Regions from separate parts of the Mus musculus genome. Here region 1 is linked to region 2. A link is a loop called in an ENCODE intact Hi-C map of the cell type or tissue named here. Cell type or tissue: gastrocnemius. All regions are shown on one strand.

Evidence for each region. A loop is a pair of places that touch in the nucleus more often than their neighbours do. Peaks named below come from ENCODE experiments on the same cell type or tissue, not always from the same donor. Only the 100,000 strongest peaks of a DNase experiment are listed, where the experiment ranks them.
Region 1: a loop joins it to region 2, with 10 times the contacts of the local background. A loop is called at or near these places in 17 of 42 quality-filtered maps.

The regions. Positions count from the first base shown.
Region 1 is chr5:77,214,381-77,222,380 of GRCm38, forward strand. It overlaps a transcript of Spink2 not described here. Among named protein-coding and RNA genes, the nearest start is that of Spink2, 6.9 kb to the left of the region's middle. In gastrocnemius, a CTCF peak has its summit at 3,065 (motif pointing left); a DNase peak (open chromatin) is centred at 3,064.
Region 2 is chr5:77,084,697-77,092,696 of GRCm38, forward strand. Hopx (HOP homeobox) reads right to left here. Exons shown (of 3, transcript NM_001159900.1): 3 at 2,290-3,120. The coding sequence ends at 3,043. LOC115490297 (a small nucleolar RNA gene) reads left to right here and starts at 7,032; the gene lies at 7,032-7,135. In gastrocnemius, a CTCF peak has its summit at 4,822 (motif pointing right); DNase peaks (open chromatin) are centred at 1,025 and 4,819; H3K4me3 peaks cover 146 bases; H3K27ac peaks cover 352 bases.

The DNA of each region.
Region 1 (8,000 bases), 130 kb after region 2:
TCCTAGCTGACCTCTCCGTGCCTTCCAAATCAGTACCGTTTGGGTAACTCATATGTTACCAAACTCAGCAGCCAGCACAAGATACAGCCTTGGCCATGTATTAAGCACACCTACTGTGTGCTGGCTCACTGGAAACACTGTCCAGAAGATGTCACCCTAACAGTGCTGGTCTCTACTTAACCACCACCAATTCCCCCAGTTCTAGCTAAGCAGCACCAATCGTCCCCGTAAGACAGAGGTTTTGCTTTAGTGCCTCTGGTCCTCTTGTTAATCACAGCCAGTTCTTCATAATCAGCTGACCAGACACCACCCATTCTTCTCACAAAGGGCCCAGTAAAGTCTTTGTTTCCTTCCGAAATCTCACAAGCCAGGTCTCCATCTACACAGCTCTCAACATTCTTATCTTCTACGTTCATACAGGACAGCCACTGAGCTCTCAACACCCAGTGGCTTTCTAGGCCAAAGGTTCAAAGTCCTTCTACGATCCTCCAAAAAACATGGTCAGATCTGTCACACCCATACCCCACTACTCTGGTACCAACCTGTCTTAGGGTTTCTATTGCTGTGATGAAACACCATGACTAAAAACCAAGTTGGGGCGGGGGGAGTGTTTCGTTGGCTCACACTTTCATATCACTGTTCATCTTTGAAGGAAGGCAGGACAGGAACTCACAGGGCAGGAACCTGGAGGCAGGAGCTGATGCAGAGGCCATAGAGGAGAGCTGCTCACTGGCTTGCTCCCCATGGCTTGCTCAGCCGGATTTCTTACAGAGCCTAGGACTGCCAACCCAGGACCACCACCACACACAATGGGCTGGGCCATCCTGCTTCAATCACTCATTAAGAGAATGTCCTACAGCTGGATCTTATGGAGGCATTTTCTCAACTGAGGCTCCTTCCTTTCAGATGACTCTAGCTTGTATCAAGTTGATATAAAACTATCCAGCACACCCTATGTCATATGCCCTCTCAAATTCTCGTGCTTATGCCAAGATCTTGTTCTATAGCCCAGGACTTGGGATCTCTTTCAAATTCTTAGGTTGGAACAGAGTGTGGTGGCTCATGCCTATAATCCCAACACTTGGAAAACTGAGGAAAGAGAATTGAGGCCAGCCTGGAGAGCGTAGTAAATACCAGGCTAGCCTGGTCTACAGAACGATACCTCTTTCTTTCTTTCTTTCTTTCTTTCTTTCTTTCTTTCTTTCTTTCTGTCTGTCTGTCTGTCTGTCTGTCTGTCTTTCTTTCTTTTATTTGCAACTCTTTATAATGAAATATATATTTCCAGAATATTTTATCATGGAATATGGTAAAAACACACCTTTAATCCCATCACTTCAGGAGGGAGAGGCAGGCAAATCTCTGTAAGCTCGAGACCAGCAGGGCCTTATGGTGAGACCCTGCCAAAAAGAAAAAAGAAAGAAAGAAAGAAAGAAAGAAAGAAAGAAAGAAAGAAAGAGAAAAATCAAATCATCAGAAAATAAAGTAAGGCACTGTCTGTCATTCCTGCATCGTGTGGACACTGTGCCCTGCCTGGGATGTCACCATCATGTACAGTCTCTTAAAACTCTATCTTGCAGCTGGGCATGGTGGCACACTCCTTTAATCCCAGCACTCGGGAGGCAGAGGCAGGCGGATTTCTGAGTTTGAGGCCAGCCTGGTCTACAAAGTGAGTTCCAGGACAGCCAGGGCTACACAGAGAAACCAGAGAAACCCTGTCTCGAAAAACCAAAACCAAACCAAACCAAAACAAAAAAGTCTATCTTGCCTCCAAGAAAACAGCCAGAAACACAGACCTGAGAAAGCAGCGGCTGAGTACTCAGCCCTCATCAGGACCAACGACATCTCTCCCTCCTAGACTCTGAGGACATTGCATGGAAGTGGGCAGAGGGAGTGTAGGAGCCCTCAGGAGTGCTTGAGGCTCTTCCAGAGGATCACAGGCAGCACATTCTAGACTTGAAATCCATTAGTAACGGCCTCCCTGTGATCTGGTCCTACTGTCCCTGCTTAATGGCTTTCTAAAGATGTTTTCTTTCTTGTTTTAAGGACAAGAGTATTATTATCATCTTGACCATGTACTTGCTAAAGGCGTCTGCTGTTCTTTACTCGCTCATGTGAAGTTAATGGCTTCAGTTAAGGGAAACTCTGTAGGCCTCCTTCCCTCTTCTTGACCCATCATTGCCAGCTTGCCTTTATAGCCTTAAAGCTGTAGTGCTGTCTATAACTGTGTTACTATCTTTAATTCTGAATTCTTAGTAAATGATATTTTCAGAAAGGCATTTACATAACTTTCAAGGTCAAAATAAATGAATTTAGATTCCATGGGTTAAAAAGTCAGCTGCTTTGTGTATCTAACTTTGTCCTGAAATGACTATTAAAATACACAACAATCCCAGGAGTGGACGCTGCCAGTCATCTGTACCCACTAAATGTGCCACGGTGTCGTGACTTTTACAGGAATAGCCAACCACTTTCTGATTGGATTTGAGTCCAGATACACAAAAAGGAATTCTCTCCTGCAACTGTATACCTAGGCAAAAAGTCATGGGGGTGGGGGGGGTGGGGGAGGAATCCCTCTGCCCTAGCAGGGAGCCCACTGCTACTGTTGTGTTAAATAGACATGTGTTAAATGGACATGCTGTGCTGAACAAATTATCTTCTACGTCTCTGTGCTTATCACTGTTAGATTATTGTTGCTCTCCACTTTCATCGGAGAAGTTTTTGTCCTATTATTATTATTATTATTGTTGTTGTTTTTGTTGTTGTTGTCAAGGAGCAGCAGTAATATAAGATTCATAACTCCTCAAAGTGCTGAGACACATGACTAAAGATCTTAGCCTGAATCAAGACCTCTAAATTGCCTACCCAGCCCCACCGAAGGCTTAGGGAATATCACATAACAGTCGGCAGAAAGATATAAGACCTGGAACTGGAGAGAGATGGCTCAGCACTTAAAAGCACCGGCTGCTTTTCCAGAAGACCTGAGTTCAGTTCCTAAGAACCTCTATGGTGGCTCACAACTTTCTAAACGTTCTATAACTACATTTCCAAGGGATCTGGTGCCCTCTAGTGGCCACTCTGGACATGAAGCACACATAAGCAATATAGGCAAAAATACTTTGGAAAAACACAGGTATACATGAAATGAAAGTTAAAAACAAGGCCGGCGCACACCTTTAATCCCAGCACGCGGAAGGCAGAGGCGGGTGGATTTCTGAGTTCAAGGCCAGCCTGGTCTACAAAGTGAGTTCCAGGACAGCCAGGGCTACACAGAGAAACCCTGTCTCGAACCCCCCGCCCCGCCCCCCCCCAAAAAAAACAGAGTAAAATGTAAATCTTAGGAAAGAAGGAAGGAGGGAGGAAGGGAGGGAGGGAGGGAGGGAGGGAGACAGAGAGAGAGAGACAGACAGACCTGGGAGGGAAGTTGGAGAGGAAGGCTGGAAAATATTACCTTGTGGACTTGGCATGCTCTTTGTGCTAACACACTCACAGTAGCTGTGGTTAGCTCTGCAAGAGTAGGATGCAGTGGAAACCCTGAAAGAGTGAAACCGTGAGTGAATGTGTGTTGCTGCCATGGTTACAGCCATGACAAAGACCAAAGCCATCCCCCATATGGGCCAGGCAATGTCTCATTTCCTCCAGTCCAGCATCAGTGTTTAAGGATGACTGATCAGTATATACAAAGCCTAGTGACTGCAGCTTCCTCCTCCTCCCCGATGTTTGCAGCCTGAGGCTGCTGGCCTTCAGAGACCTCCTGTGGAGACTAACCAATCCTCTCCTGTGCTGAACGTAATGATCAAGTTGAGGTTTGCAGGGTGGTAGTAGAGGGTGCCACTCCTTGAGAATGTACACACCCATCTCTATCCAGCTTTTCTGTATGTGTTTCTGCAATGGTCCTTTCTTCATTCCTTCACTGAACTTGGGGTTCCAGGACCAACCCATCAGAGAGAGAAATGGCAAATGAGATTTCCAAGACTGGGCCTATAACTATTTCATCATGAATGGTCACTGGAGTAAAGTAACACCATCTTGTGTCTGCTTAAATACTTCTCAGCCCCCACCCCACCCTTAACACCCTTAGCAGCACATTTGGGATGATACACATTTGTCCGTGATTCAGAGGTATTAACCAACATAATTAATCTTTGTACAGACTAAACAAACGGAAACTGGTAAAGATATAAATAAAAATTAGCTGCCATGGTGTCTCTTAAATAACTGCTGTGTTCTGTGGAAACAGAGGTTGCAAGGTTGCTTTGCCTCTCCTCTAAGACTGATGCTATTGTGATCTGTGTGACGTTTGTATTTAAAACACACTTTACCTCTCAGCTTCACTACAAGAGTCTTTCTGAGGGGCTAGCCTGCTCTTGCTCACTGGCTGTCTTAGTTAGGGTTTTATTGCTGTGAAGAGACACCATGACCACAGCAACTCTTATGGAAGAAGACGTAGAAGTGGGATTGGCTGACAGTTCACAGTTTAGTCCATCACTGTCATGGTAGGAAGCATGGTGGCACACAGGCAGATGTGGCGAGTCTATATCAGAAGCCATTTTAAGTCTGCAGTTATGTTAAGTTTCGGTTTTCTGGAGACTGACCCAAAGCTCAGTTGTAAACCAATTCCTTGGGAATGGTCTGTACTCATTGTACAAGGAGGGGCTTTCCTAGCTGATCCACTTGTACCTGAAAAGACCCCTACCTTGTCATTTTGCCATATTAAGAAGGTATGAGAAATTGGCTCAAGGCTGGTCTCTTGAACTTCTTCCTATGAGGAGAGAAAGCCTCTTCCAGATCTCTGGTGGGCACAGTAAAGCCTGCTTTGATTTAGCCATACTTTCTGCTAGTGGTCTTTTAACTCAAGTCTTTAGGATTAACATTTGAACGCCTGTAGGCTGAGATTTTTCAAAACCTACATTAAAAAAAAAAGATTTATTTATTATATGTAAATATACTGTAGCTGTCTTGAGACACTTTTTTTCTCCTCTCTCACTCCCTGCTCACTCCCACTGCACTTCACTCTGGCCCCGCTTGCTCTAGCCCAAAGATTGATTGATTGATTGATTGATTGATTGATTGATTGATTATATGTCAGTACACAGTAGCTGTCTTCAGACACCCCAGAAGAGGCCATCAGATCTCATTATGGATGGTCGTGAGTCACCATGTGGTTGCTGGGATTTGAACTCAGGACCTTCAGAAGAACAGTCAGTGATCTTAACCACTGAGCCATCTCTCCAGCCCAAAACCTACTTTTATTAATGGTTCTTAGATGCTTTGATGCCCCTTCTAGCCCACCACCCAGAAGAGGTAGTGGAAAGAAAAGGTTAACAGAGCACAAGAGGATGTGGATCTGGAATATTTCTTTGAAGCAAATTCAGTCTGTGCTGTCAGGATATCGGCAGTTCAATTCACACAAATCAGCAGCAGCAGCTCTGTCCACTCACAAACACCATCTAGGAATCAGCAATGGCAGAACTCACAAACACCATTCACGAATCAGCAATGGCAGAACTCACAAACACCATCCATAAATCAGCAATGGTGGGTCGATCCAGAAGAAATCGCAAGGCTCTGACAATCAGCTGACTCCTCGGAAGTGGCAAGAAGTCACAGGAACACCACCAGTAGTTTTTTGGTGCATTTCTCTCTATGAAGTCACAGCAAACAATAAACAACAAAGAATGGTAAGGCGTATCAATACCTCCCAGCATCATCAGCAAAGGCCAGCAGCAGCAATGCCCAGCAATGACCAGCAAAGAATGGCAAGGTGTACCAATACCATCCAGAATCATCCACTGGCCATTGGACCACATTTATATCCTTTCCAAACATCACGTGTTCTCTCAAGCGTCTGTTCTAGCAACACATCATGTTCCCTCTTTCCAGGCTGACTCCAGAAAAACATTATGTGTCTGTTCTTAGCAAAACATCCTCCCATAAGAGATTCCAGAAAAACATCCCATGGCACAACTGAAGGACTCCAACTCAAATTTAGAAGCTAGACCCTTTGCTCTGAGTCAACCACTCCCCAGAGAGAGCACACTTTGGGGACATTCTAAGGACCAGGGATTCACCTTCAGTTTGGCAGACTGCCACAGCTAACAGCCACATCAAGAGAAACCAGCAAGCACCTGTCTGGGAGTACTCCTTGGGTAAGTTACAGTTATTTCGATGACATCTGGTCCTGATTCTGTCAGCTGGGGTTCTTTCTATGACAGTTGACTTTTATAAGTCACAATTCTTTCTAGACCATCTAGAGACAATGAGGTATCTCACACAACATATGAACTCCTTGTCCAGGGCACTATCAAGAGGACACATTGTTCATATGAATATTGGCACCCTGTGTTGCATGTGGTTTTTGCTCTACCCACCTTTGCTCCAGGAAGTGACTGTGCTACCAGCCCCCACCCGGCTTCCATGAATCCATGGATAAAACACACACGCACACACACACACACACACACACACACACACACATGCGCACACGTACATGCACGCGCTACTGTTTCTTTTCAACTTGCCTTCTTGGCACAATTGCTAGGTGTTATTATCTCCTGCCTAGAAAAGCATGCTCTTACCAGTTTCTTATCTCCATCTCTCCCTCCTGCCCTAAACTTCAGTTGCTAAACTCCCTGGCCACCCAACTGTAGTAGTGACCACAAGGTCCCAGCTCCTCCCGAGACCTCACACGGTTGCCTGGTTCTTCGCTCTCCAAAGCATGGTGAACTCCGTTCTCCTTCCTCACAACTCCCTGCCTGCCTCTAGGGACCTGGAAGTCCTGCCTATACCTTCCGCCCAGCAATTGGCCATGGCTTTTGTTGTTGTTGTTGTTTTTGTTTTTTGTTTTTTGTTTTTCGAGACAGTGTTTCTCTGTATAGCTCTGGCTGTCCTGGAACTCACTTTGTAGACCAGGCTGGCCTCGAACTCAGAAATCCGCCTGCCTCTGCCTCCCGAGTGCTGGGATTAAAGGCATGCACCAGCACGGCCCGGTTCTGTTTATTGTTTCTTGCTGTTTCTGTCCATTGTACAACCTGTGCCCTGTGTTTAGAGGGTAAGTTCTGTGTCTATTCAGTTCATTTTTGCTATCTCCATCCCTTCATCTTTCCCAGTTACAGGCAGACATGGGAGCTGGACCTAGCAAGGAAGGAAAAGAATGTGGGAGCAGGCACAGCTACAACAGTACACATAGTCCTCACTGGTACTTCTTTATGCACCCTCCAGCAATGTCCTCTGTCTATAGTTAGGACTCTTGCTAAAGCTCTGACTACCTCTGCTACTGCCATTTCTCATTGTACTGGTCCCGTCCCCTGTCACTAAATTCACTTTGGGGTATAGATAATATTGAAATATTATTTTATTCTACTCTGCTTTATTGAAAATCTGATTCTGAAGTTGGGCATGGCTCCCCACCCTACCCAACCACCAGGTTCAGGCATGTCTGTTTAAAAGTTTGTTCCAAAAAATTTTTCTGTAGTATGTCAGGATAGCCACTTAATTTTGTGACAGGGGAGGAAAAACCAGAATGGCCAAAGAAATTTGGACTTTTTGTTTCCTCTAACTGCCTAAAACTTTTCCTAAGATAAAAACCTTATTTCAAGAGTCATAAAAACTGTTGTGTGAACTTTCTGTACCTCAAGATTTGTAAGTTTGTTGGATATGATTTAAAAATCTGTAACAAAAGTTGGCTTAAACGTAATCACACAGAGGTGATAATTAAAAATTTATACACAGGCAATCTTAAAGAGATATACATCTAATGGGCTCACCCTGGAGGAAACAACCATATAGGTTAATGTCATCTGGGTATTATATAAGCAATTTTAAACCTCCTTCTTTCATGGCTTATGTCCTCTTTTCAACCAGGAGACCTCAAAAGCTCCCAGCCTCTGAAAGTAAAACAAAACAAAACAAAACAAAACAAAACAAAACAAAACTGCCCAGGCTGGGTAGGTGAGGGGATTACTGCTGGGGAAAGATTCCCTTTGTCACCCAGTCAGTCCTAT
Region 2 (8,000 bases):
TCCTCTTCTCTTCCTCCTTCTCCTCACTCCTTCCTCCTCCCGACAGTTCCCTACTACATCAAGATGTTTTCTCTACACAAGAGCCAATCTCCTTCCCCCAACCCCCACCCCTTAGGAAGAATCTCTTCACTCTCTCAGGACAAAGGAAGGGTTGAACTGCATTGCTTCTAGTACAGCTCCGTGTATGTCATTAAACGACCCCCTCCCATATATTGCACTAAAACATTAAGATTAATAAGAGGTTCCCTCTGGGTGGTGGGATCCTGGCTTGTATTGCTGTTTTTTGCTATCTTTGTTTCTGAAGTCAGTGTTACTTGTTCAAGGCAAAGGACAGTGCCTGCTGCATGTGACTCTTTTTAATCAAGAAATGTGAAATTGTTTCTTCAACTCCTCCCAGCCTTCCACACTCTGACCTCTCATCAGACCTCATGTAGCAAAACAAGCCGTCCCCGATCTTCTCTAGGACTTGTAGGGATGATAATAGTTGCTTATTCACAAAGCTTTTTTTTTTTTTTTTTAACGTGTAGTGTTTTTACACTTTAGTTTAAGGGAAAAAAAGGCCAACTCAAGTTGATTGGACCTTGCAACAAATTTACTTCTGAAAGGATCTTGTTGCTTCCCGGCATGTGCTATCCAAGGACTCTGGATGCTTGAGTGGTGGTCCTTCTACCTCGCAAGACATACTTTGATTAGTATTTCTGGTCCTGAGTTGCTCTTGCCTGCAGCATGGCTCCGATGTGCTTGAGAGATTTCTGACCTTCGGCCAGTGCGCTGGCCTAAAAGGTTAAGGTGACTACATCCAAACCAATGACCTGAGTTCCTTAAATGGTGAAAGAAGAGAACCAACTCCTGAAAGTTATATTGTGAGGTTCACAAGAGGACAGTGACCCCCCCCCCCAAATACATAAGCACAAACTGATTTCTGACCCAATCTTAGACCTTATTGAAATCCCTTTCACTGCCCTTGGGCAGGTCTGAGCAATGTCTGCTGCCCCGCAGTGCTCTTGGCAGTCCTCCTCCTCCTCCTCCCACCGTGAGCAGACAGCATCTAGGAGAATGCGTTGAAAAAGAAAACTTGTTCTCCATATATTCTCTGTCATGTCTCCACTCCTGCTTTGTCCCTGCTTTTGCCCTTGTTTTCCAAAAAGATGTCAGAGTTTAGCCTGGATGCTGATGGCTGCTCAGAACTTAGGATACAGGGCAATGCGCCAGACGCCAGGGCATTCTGTTTAGGCTCGTGGTGTATTTGCGGTTCCTAGTGTATTTGTTTACAGAGGGACTGCTTTAAGGTAGAGGAAGAGGAAGCTGGCTGAGGATGTTTAATAGGATCTTGTAAACATTTGTATTAGCAGTGATTCTTGGTGTTCTACTCATGGGCTCTATTTTAAAGACCTGGGAAGGCTGAGCCAGCACGGTAGGTGAGAGTTCAGAAGTGTGCGCAGCATCACACTTGGATGGTCTAGTGTGAATTTCAAAGGGTCTTTCCGATCTCCATCCTTTCCTGTTTTCTTACCTTCACAACCCGGATTCTGCTGGTCATGTGACCCACTTCAGCCAATGAGATACAGGAGGAAGTTGCCAGAAAGCCTAGCTCTTGGGGGATGGAGGGCAGGAGGATATTAGTTCAAGGCCACCTTGGGCCACATAGTGAGCCTGTCTCAAAACCAATCAACCAACCAATGGTAGCAAAGTGTACAGACAGACAGACCAGTGACTTTCTGGAGTTACTCTAACTGCCCAGAATTGCCAACCGGATGGTGAGCTGATGCCTTTGTTTGTTTTGTTTTGTTTTTCAAGACAGGGTTTCTCTGTGTAGCCCTGGCTGTCACGAAACTCACCTCGAACTCAGAGCTCCATCTGCTTCTGCCTCCCGGAATGCTGGGATTAAAGTACAGTGTGTGCTTCCACACTGAGATCAGCTGCTGCCTCTTTAAAAGCCAAGTAAATAAACATCTCCTATCCATCGCAACCGAGTTACTCTTCTGTGTGATAGAACACGTAACCACTCTTAAGACATTCACATGCTGAGACAGTCACGGGGTGGGCGAGCCAGGAAACAGTGTGGCTCTTGCGGGAAGGGAGGAGCTTGTGAGAAATGCATATCCTTGAGTCTGCAGGTCAGGCCTATGGCCTGAGAGTCTGCATGTCTTACAAGCTTATAGCTAATGCTGATGGGGCAGATCCTGGACCACACTTGGGAGATTTGAAAAATGGGGGACCTTTCAGCCCTCCTTTCTTCATAAACTCCTATTCAGCTACAGAAAGAACGAGAAAAAAAAAGACTCCATGAATTTTCAACTTAACGTTTTTTTTAATTTAGAATATAATTTTTAACACAAAAGCAGTTCATTTTATTCAGCAAAATAAATTTAACAAGTTCATTTAAATAAGGTAAATTCTAGACTCTGTAACTTTTTTTTTCCTTAGCTACTTGCTTTTCTGCCCCTTGGAATCCATAGCTGCTATACTAGGTTGCTTTCCAAGGTAACACAGCTGTAAGGGAAGGAACTGTTCATTCATTCATATATATATATATATATATATATATATATATATATATATAATTTGAATGACTCAAATACACCCACGTTCTCATTCAACCACCAGTGTGTTTAGTGAAGCAGAAGGAGGGAGCACAGGGAAGTGAACTCAGGAGGTGTTCCCCTGCCTGTTCTGTTATCTTTTCAATAGAAGCCAGGCAGCTCTGAAGGGGATGGTCCATATGAATTACTACTGGAAGGTGATGGCCAAGGGCAAACGAAGACGGTTCCCACATCATCTTTCATTAAAATCCAAAGGCAAGCCACACCCCTGCCCCCAGCCAAGCCATCACTTTACACAGAACTGCATTTAGCTCCCTGTTATTTTGGATTTTTTTTTTTTTAGTTATATACATAAAAAAAAAAAACACATTGTGTTAAATAGCAGGACAGCAAAACAATGAGACATTCAACACTGCACTGAAACATCAAAACAGCCTGGGTAAGCCGAGGGAAGGAAGAAGAGATGGAGTTCCAAGAGCAAGCTCAAGGGCCTGGCTCCCTAGTCCGTAACAGATCTGCATTCCGAAGGCAAGCCTTCTGACCGCCGCCACTCTGCCAGGCGCTGCTTAAACCATTTCTGAAAGACAGAGATACAAACAATTATCTGTCATATACCGAAAAGCCAAAATGTCTGTTTCATCCCTGAGGGGTTTTCTGTGTGGTCCAACTGGGAAGGAGAGGCGCAAAGGATGCTGGGAAGGTTCTCAAACCCTGACGCCAACCTTCCCTGCCGCAGGAACTCTGTGCATACAGTATATTCTTCATCTGATCCCCTCGCTCTCCTTTTGGTCTCAGCTTAAACAGGGCCACTGTAGTAAAAGCAGGCTCTCCTTATTTTCCCCTTTAGTACTTTGCCAATGTCACACAATGTTCTCGATCATTGCTTTAATTGCACGCACGCATGCTCTTCCGGAATGGAAGGTCCAACAGAATGCCTGAGCTGACCTCATCATATCGTCATTGCATCTTACTCCTTAACACAGATTCTCATGACTAATCAATGTTGGTTGACTGAGTAAAAGTAACTGAAACAACGCCTTGATGCCCCAGATGATGTCCAGTCTCTGTCTGACTGGTGCTGGTGTCCGCACGGCCTTTGCTCATTAGCAGAATCCGGGTAACAGTTGGTTCAATAAACCACTCGCAACTAAGCACTAAGTGACTTTGGACCACGACTCCTTAGGAATCCACGGAGTGGACTGTTGGACAGAAGCAGGAGGTGTGCAGTGGGTTACCCATGAACTGGAATTGTCTGGCTCAGTGTCACTCAAATACTTACCCCCTTACCAATGTCAACACCGATTTTGGGGACACCTCAATGAGATGCTTCTAGAATGGCCCTAAGGGAAGGTCCAAGAAACTTCAATAAGCTTTAAAGCGGTGTGGCACACACTAAACAACCAGGCTGTCTTTACAATGTTACTTCGGATCGAGGGCCCTGGGACTAGACTAACTCTGAAGCAGGTCAGAAGGAAACTGGGATTTGAAGAAACCAGCTTGGAAGAGGCCCTGCTGCAGAAACAGAGGCAGCAGGCTTCTATTCTCCGGGAAGATGGGATGACCCATTTCCCCTTGTGCCTGGCACCTCGTGTCGTGCAGTACAACCGTAATGATCAGTCAGATTGCTGTAGCAATGGTCTAATTGATCAGGCTGCTAAGATAAGTGAGCAGTGTAGGCACAGGCCATAGTCACCTCTAGTGTCACTGACTAGCTACGAGAAGCCCCTAAAAATAGTATCAGCCCCTCAGCTCATCTGTAGAGAAAGAGGTAAGCTTTGGAGGCCTCTATTGTCCTTTGTGCGTTTCCTAAGCTTTACCTAGTCTAAGGGTAAGGGGATGAAAGGGCAGGCAGAGAGGAAAAAGACAGTAGTGCTGTGATCAGGCCACTCTGTGGGTATGCTGTATTACACAGAGGTGTGCTGCAGACAGAGGCAGTCCGGTGTGAAACACCTATTCGACACTCAATTTCAGCCTCACAACAGTAGGCTGGGCCCTGTTGGAAAAGAGCCTTGTCTCTCCTGAGATCTAAGGAGCTAGAGGAGAGTTTGAGCATAAGCCCAAGAGAAAATGTGAACCACAGGACAGAAGAGCCTCTGAACAGCAAGCTCTGGGGACAGGCTGTCATTCAGGAAAGGGCTCAAGGCCCCAGAACTGAGAAAGTCTTCCATCGATGCTTAGTGGGCTGAACATGGGCTGTGTAAGGACACTCTACCCACCTGCAGAGCTACTTGTGGAGTCTCACCCTGGCCAGGAGCAGGTGTCTTTCCACCCTTATCCTGAGGGTGGCAGCAAAGCAAGCCCAGCAAAGCAACAGAAAACCAAGGGGTCTGACCACCAGAGAAAACCACCTCTGTGGGACCTGCTCCCTGGATGTCTCAATTCACTCTTGGAATTATTATTGATATTATTATTATTATTACATTGGTTTGTCTTATTTTTTATTTCTTCTATCTTTTCCTGTTATTGCTTTTGAAACAGGCCCAAGTAGCACAGGCTAGCCTTGACTTTCTTACGCATCTGGAAGAGCTTGAACCTCTGATCTTCCTGTTTCTACCTCTCAGACACTGGGGAGCGGTTACAGTTGTTCACGGTGTCTGGGTTACGCAGTGCTGAAGATGGAACCAATGGCTTGTGCACGAGAGGCAAGCACCCTACCAAATGAATCCCACCTGCATGGGCATCACTAATCTTAAGGAGAAGAGAAGGCTCGTTCGAGGTTGACTTCAACCCTGGACTCTATGAAGAGTGGGCACATTTTCTTCTTTTAATCAGTATGTGTGGGTCTGGCTTCAGAGCAGCAGGGCACCAGCTTCATTAATGAGGTAACTGTGGGGGTTCCGAAGCTTGCGAGTGCTGATTAAATAGGGTTTCCAGGGACTAGAGCAGAATAAATGGCCACCTTTAAAGACTAATTAAAACCTAGAAGGGAGGGAAAAAAAAAAACTCGCTTTCTATCAGGACTCATTTAAGACAAAGTGGTTCAGCTGGCCTCATTTAAAAGAGCCACCCGCATCTTCACATGCAGAATATCGATGGGTGATTACCCAAAATAGCTTCGACCTGGACCACATTTGTGAATTTGCTAGGTATAATCTAAATAATGCTTAATAAATTGAGTCCTGCCACTGAGGGTTGGGAAGAGGTGTGAGAAGAGCTCAGCTGTTGTCTGGGAAAATATATAATATATAATATACAACATATAACATATATACATAATGTATATAATATTCAATGATTATATACCATAATTAAACAGACCAGCCGCTAGTCACAAAATGCACTCTTGCTAGCTTCTTTCCTGTCTAGCCCTGGATCTTGTAGCTTCTGACTCACATAAATACTAATTTTCCACCTGGCTTTGTTTGTCTCTCTCCCTGCTTTGTTGCTGCCACCCCCTGGGAAAGACATTCATCCTGGCTTGCTCATGAATGGGAGCTCTCATTACTTCTGCTCATTGATGGAGACCTATTTACTCTGAGTGAACACACGATAATTGGGCACTGGGGTAGGGAGGGGTCGGGGCAAAACAACATTGTTCTTATCCTTTTCTCTTAACAACTAGCATTTCATTCTTTTCAGAAGGAGACCTTTAGAGGATCTTATCCCACTGATAAAACATCCAACAACTGAAAACACTGTATTCTGGGAACAAGTCCAGAACACCAGAAAGAGATAAAAATACTGGGAACCTCTTCAAGAACCAATGCCAGCTACACTGTACTTGTGTGTGTGTATGTGTGTGTGTGCATGTGCGTGTGCGTGTGTATGCTCGAGTTGTGTACATGAAGAAAACTTGTTGTGTATATGAAGAAAACTTGTGTATATGAAGAAAACTGTAGGGCTGAAGAGATGGCTCAGTGATTAAGAGCCCTGACTGCTCTTCCAGACATACTGAGTTCAATTCCCAGCAACCACATGGTGGCTCACAACCATCTGCAATGGGGTCTGATGCCCTCTTCTGGTGTGTCTGAAGAGAGCAATGGTATACTCACATACATAAAATGAAGGAGGAGGAGGAGGAGGAGGAGGAGGAGGAGGAGGAGGAGCAGGAGGAGGAGGAGGAGGAGGAGAAGGAGAAGGAAGAAGAAGAAGAAGAAGAAGAAGAAGAAGAAGAAGAAGAAGAAGAAGAAGAAGAAGAGGAAGAAGAAGAGGAAGAGGAAGAGGAAGAGGAAGAGGAAGAGGAAGAGATTGTTAGAGGAAGACTGTATTATCCCAGCCTCTCAGGGTGAAAAGAAGGGAGTGTTCCCAGCCTCCCTTACTCTTTACATTGACTTCCAGGCAGTAAAGGTCACAGGGAGTGGGATTCTGTAGGATTTCACTTAAATTAAATATAGGAGAGATACAGAATACTAGAGATAAGAGAAGCTCCTTTGTCCCCAAATCAAAATACAGTCAAGTTCTCTTCCTGCACTGAGTTCCTGCAGGTGCCTCCCCATAGCAAAGACTTTAGCTCAGTAGGAGGACTGATTATTACAAGGAGTTCTACAGATTCGTCTGTGACTTATAAACAGGATGCCTGGTTTTTCACACCAATTTCTGAGATGCACCTCCCTCAAATCTTACTAGGATGTTGGTATGTTACCTATTTCATGGACAGTAAGGGAGAAAAGGAAAAGGAGGTCCCCTGCCAGGAAGCTTCTGCCCCCCACCCCCCCAGTCTTTCTCACCTTTGCCACAGTGTGAACAGTGTGAATTAGTAACTATCTCTCAAGTGTGGGTAGTGCGAATCTCTTTTAGTAACACAATACTTGTTTTAGGGAAAGAATATGATGCAGGGTGTTGTGATATCTGCCTGTAATCTCACCAGACAGCAGGCAGAGGCAGAGGAGTTGTCAGTTCATGCCAGCTCGGGCTACATAGGATGACCCTGTCTGTCTCACTCTCTAAGAAGGGGAGGAGGCAAGGCTCTATCTCTGGAGGTGGCTGGTGTCAGGATGGAAAAGGGATTCTGGCATATGTGATAAATATGTCATCATTTTGGCTGGAAGAGGGACCACACTAGTAAGGAAGAGAGGCGGGGCCTGTGCTGACAGTAGACATCACAGATAGGTAAGAACTCAGCCTCCACAGAGTTCTATTAAACATCCTTAAAGACCTACTACAGATGAAAGCAACTGTCTTGCAATCTCATTGCTGGACTTTTTATATCAGCAGGACTTTTTTTTTTTTGTAGAAGACATCTTTTTAAAATGTAAATGTTAGAGTAGATTACGGAGTCACACACGTGAAGGCAGTGCTTGGAGTTAAGAAGGATAGGGAGATGGGACTCCGTCCAGCAAGAAATGGCAGGGCAAGCAGAAGCCTCCTTCCTGAGACTTGCTATGCTGAGCCTCTGAGCTCTGGGTTCCAGATACTTTCCTGCAGGTCTAGACAGGGAGGTGAGGGTACGTTGGGCTGCAGCAGGCCTCTGGAGGAAGAAGGTGTTGGCCTAGGGCAGGAAGAGGAAGCCAGGCCCTC